2 separate regions of the Homo sapiens genome follow, and region 1 is linked to region 2. Evidence: read pairs that join two places in POLR2A ChIA-PET (ENCODE). Cell type or tissue: OCI-LY7. All regions are shown on one strand.

Evidence for each region. Peaks named below come from ENCODE experiments on the same cell type or tissue, not always from the same donor. Only the 100,000 strongest peaks of a DNase experiment are listed, where the experiment ranks them.
Region 1: POLR2A ChIA-PET joins it to region 2 with 17 read pairs; 2 of 35 experiments call an interaction of 5 or more read pairs at or near these places.

The regions. Positions count from the first base shown.
Region 1 is chr1:107,358,487-107,360,986 of GRCh38, forward strand. All of the region lies in intron 3 of NTNG1 (netrin G1), which reads left to right. Among named protein-coding and RNA genes, the nearest start is that of NTNG1, 220 kb to the left of the region's middle. In OCI-LY7, no CTCF peak of the experiment used is centred here; DNase peaks (open chromatin) are centred at 645, 1,165 and 1,505; H3K4me3 peaks cover 2,500 bases; H3K27ac peaks cover 2,500 bases.
Region 2 is chr1:107,246,126-107,248,625 of GRCh38, forward strand. All of the region lies in intron 2 of NTNG1 (netrin G1), which reads left to right. Among named protein-coding and RNA genes, the nearest start is that of NTNG1, 110 kb to the left of the region's middle. In OCI-LY7, no CTCF peak of the experiment used is centred here; DNase peaks (open chromatin) are centred at 1,046 and 2,086; H3K4me3 peaks cover 873 bases; H3K27ac peaks cover 1,790 bases.

The DNA.
Region 1 (2,500 bases), 110 kb after region 2:
CAATCAATTCATTTGTTGCATTCTAGTGTTGATCTAGCCCACTGAAAATCTGGTCATCTTTTTCCAAACTAATACAGAGCACTGACCTATGGGGGAGAAAAGCCTAAATTTTAGTGTATCTGTTTTGAAAGTAAGGAATTCTAAAGAGGACCTTACGATGATAATCAAATCATTCCAGGAAAAAAAAAAAGGCAGAGAGTTTAACAACATCTACAAGCTGCTGTTGCTTAAAAACACAGTATTTGAACTGCAATTTGAGCATATTTTTACCCTTCAGACATTACAAACATGCCATAACACCCTGCTGTGAGGACAGCTTTGGTGCCCCAGAAGTAAAAGAGTTTAGCTGTGATTAAAGGATTGAAGTCTGTGCCTTGAACTGACAGATTAGTTTATGCTAGGTTTTCTCTGTTAATTCTAGACTTGACAGCTCCACTGTAAATTAATCTAAATTATGGCCAACTGCTACAAGGCTGATCATTGTCTCACAAAAAAATATAAAGTTCTATTGAAAATGCGGACGTCTCTATCACCAAATGTTACTCCAATTTGCTAGAAATCTGAACAAGGCAACTTAAAACACACACACAGGAAATTGCAGCTCCTAGATGCCAGTAGAGCTATAGAGATTTGGACACACAAACTGAGCTGTTGGGGAGAACGGGTCTGACTTCTGTGGTCACTGATGTGTGAGCCTCAGTGTTTGTCTTTAGCAGCTCATGACAATGTAATTACATCCTGCGTGCCCAATTTTTCTCATAAATGAAGTTGATAAATATAAACTACAGTTTATGATTGTGAATCACAGCCTGAAGCAATACAGCATGGTCATTGATTGCAGAGAAATATAAATAGGAGATGATAATAGATTGACTGAATCTGAACCCTATCACAGACCAGTTAAGATATCAGAGAATCAGAGAATGGCTTAAGAGAAGCCTTAGTTTCCCAGGAAGAGAAGAGAAAACAGGTCTGGTGGGCAAACAAAGGCTTTATAGCTTCATTAACCTATTCATACCTATAGGATGATCATTTCTCTGGAAATTGCCCCTATCTGAGACTTGATTGAGAGTAGGCATCAGAAGTGAAGGGTGACTTTTTCTATTTTCTGTCTGTCCTTGGCAAGCTCCCCCACCCCCAACACATTTGCATCACTGATTCTATGTTCTTAAATTTGGAGCTTCCTGTTTCTGTGATTAGAAAACCTACAGATAGGTTTACATTTGCATTCACTGTTCATATCATTAGGGAGCTGAACAGACAGTATTGAGTGCATACACCGTGCTAATTCACCTTTACATCTGAAGGAAAAAATACTAAGTGTGATAAGATGAAAAAAAAGGAAAAGAGAGAAGTGGAAATACATATTTATAGAAAACAGTATTTTCTCCAAAACTATCACGAGATAGTCACTGCTATTTATTGTGTAACTTATGTAAACCCAAAACAGTTGGGCCCAATCTGGTCCCCAGATATATCTTATTTGGTCGACACAACATTTTACTTATTTTTTATTTGCATACCTCTTAATCAAGCCTAAACTGTTCACACATGGTTGCTGCTCCCGCCACACCCTGTTGTCTTATACAGGGTCTGCTTACCTGCCTGACAACCGACCAACCCTTTGGTCTATAGCACTCAAACATATTGATTAGAAAAATTGATTTTTTTTAGGAAAATGTTTAGTGGGCATTATATACCAGGTACTGAACTTGACACACCAAAACAATAAATATAATTTCAGGCAGTGATATATACCATGAAGAAAAATGAATCAGGGTAAGGGAAAGAGAATAAGAAGACAGCCACTTTAGGAAGAGGTGATCTGAGAGGTCAGAATATCAGAACAAAAGTTAAAGGATGTGAAAGAGTGGGCCACGGAAATATCTGTGGAAGAACATTCCAAAAAGAGAAACAGTGAGTGTAAAGACCCTGAAGAGAAATAGAAAGTACAGTATGGAATACTCAAGGTGGAAAGTGATAGAAATTAAGGTAGGAGAGATGAGCAAATGCCAAATTGTTTAGGTCCTATAGGCAACAGGAAGCCACTGGAAGATTTTCAGCAAGGAAATCAAGTAATATAATTTATATGATAATGAATGGATAGTCTCTAATTCATGGGTAGTACATAAATAATTTATTTGAATTCTGAAAAGTATTTGCAAAGTCAAGTAATGCCTGTGAAATTTTATCTGCATTATCAGTCTGCTTAGCAAATCAATATATTAGAAAGCATTTAAGTAGCAACTAATATGTGCACATCCTATGCTAAGCCCTGTTTAGGATGTAAAGATCACTTAATATATGGTCCTTGACTCATAGCCGAGAGGCTACTTTCTAACATCTAGTCACCAGTCACTGAGTATCTCTCGTCCATGCCTCCAGAATACATGTTACATATTTCTTCCCATGATTACTAGAAAGACTTAAGAAACTTAGTTTTGTTATTGATTTGTATACATGACACATAAATCTGCTTCTCGTGTAACTGCTATCTCAC
Region 2 (2,500 bases):
ACTGCAAGCTCCGCCTCCTGGGTTCATGCCATTCTCCTGCCTCAGCCTCCTGAGTAGCTGGGACTACAGGCACCTGCCACCACGCCTGGCTAATTATTTTTGTATTTTTAATAGAGACGGGGTTTCACCGTGTTAGCCAGAATAGTCTCGATCTCCTGACCTTATGATGTGCCCACCTCGGCCTCCAAAAGTGCTGGGATTACAGGCTTGAGTTTATTTAATTATTAGTAGTAGGCTATACAATATAAAGTCAATATGAGAGTTTTATTCTCCTTGTTTAAGCAAAAAAAAAAAAAAAATGTCCTTGTGGGAAAGGAAAGCTTAAATGCAACTGTTTTTAAATGATACTATTATAAATATATTAATCCCTGTTTTACAATGGGGAAATACCTTTAAACCTCAATTGATGTAGTAGTCATAATCGTGAGTGGCTGGGTTTCCATTTGATTTTTCTCATCTACTCCTATTTCCTGTAATATAATATATACATTATAATTTTAAAAATGTGTTTTACCTATGCTTAATTTTTTATTGCGGTAGCTACTAATGCTGAAATCTTAAATTTTGCAATCTCAGAGCCCCTGTATAGTAAGTTATAAAAAATGTAAATATAATAGGAAAACTGACTACTTAAAGGAGCTTTTCAGTGAATCACACATAAAATCCAAGATCCTGTTTATAACAGAGGTTAAATTTATTTATATAGTAAATCTAATTTTTCATGATATACAACACCCATATGTAAATTGTAATAGCCATCGTACGCTTCCTTTCTTGGTGAGAACTACAGCTATCAGCCAGGCATCGGGTTATTCCTATAAAGACATGTCACATTATCTGCCACTTCTCTGTGGCTTTATTGATGTGGCTGTCACCCTAGAAACCCAGCGGATTCGGAGATGAGGCTGTCTTCCTACTTGATTTTTCACTAAAGTACATTTGAGGAGACCACTGTGAGGCTCTGGTGGAAGAAGCCGAAAGGGTAATTCTCCATAAGAATAGTTGTAACCTTCTGAGACTTTGTGTCTGCACTCATGCAATTGGTCATTTCCTGAATACTAAGTGGGACTTGTCGCACCATTAATCATGCCACAACAGCACCCTCAATCTTGCTTAGAAATAATCATTACTTAATTAGCTGGTCTTTTCTTTGTGTTTCTATCTCTTTCAGTCGTAAGTTTAAAATGAGGCTACAGAGTGATGAAAAGGAGAGAAACAAGCTAAGAAGATCATGTAATGGCTAGCACAGAGCTTGGAGTTAGATAGGCCAAGTTTCTCTACTACTGATGAGCTGTATCATGCAAAGTCATACAAGTTACTTAAAATACTTAAGACTCTGATTCTTCTTCTGTAAAGTGAGTATAATAACGTCTTTCAGTGTGTGTTAGTGAATTCTTGACAGACCTATGCTCGAAAACATGGACCTTCTCTTCAATTTTTGCCTTAATACTGTGAGTTTGGGTCCCAATCTTAGAACTTGACCTTTTCCCTCCCCTCCAGATAACATGATCAGCTTTTCTTTGTCGGGTTCCTGAATGTCAAACTTGTAATGCCAACCATTTGCCACATAAAGGAGAAGATCTCATTTACTCCTAACAAATGAGTTATCTTATAAAAAACAAAAACAAAAAACCAATATCAATGTCAAGTGAAGCAAATCTCAGCTGTGGGCTCCATCAGCTATCCAGACCTTGAGAAGCTTTGTGGTTCTCTGCTCAGTTAATATGTGTCTGACACCCACCTTTTCAAGTGAAGCCAGTGCAGTGAAGTCAGTCTGGTGCTGCACAGATGAGGTGAAAAGTGGATGGAGAGGCTCAGACTCACCAACTACAGTTGTTCCTTCATTTAGATAGTTGTAGAGTTCCCATAGAACTAGGAGTGGTCATTCAAAATGATCCCTTGCCACGGTAGTAGACTTTTTTCTTTTTTTCTTTTATTTTTTAGCAATCCTACTGCCAACATGCCATTCTATTTAAATGGAAAATGCCACTGTGTATACTATTATTGTAATAAGGTACCTTGTCTCCAAGTCAGAAGTTAAGAAAGAGAAATGAAAGTTTTCAGGCCTCTTGGCAGCTGGGGCTCAGTCCTGTGACCTTGCCTTTGTTAACCAGATCATTCTGTTTGGGGTCTTGACTCCTGAATGAGAATGGTGAGGATTCATTCATGATCACTTCGATGATGGCAGTGGCAGCATCATGTCACAATGCTATTGGGTTCACCTATGTAATACGATGTCTTCTCCAATTTCTAGAGGGAGTAGCAGGTGGTGAAGCCAGTTTTTGGTTTAGGAAAGTCTGGGATTTGTAGCTGCCTTTACAAATTTGGTGCTCAACAGACATGAGAGGTAACAAGGAGTTAATCTTACTAAGGAACTAAGATTACCTAGCGTACTTTCACTACCCACTTGTCCTCAGGTCTTCTGTGATTTAAGACAAGCATTTTTCATTGCTTTTGGCCACCAAGTAGAGTTCACTGAATCTATAATGACGATCACAAT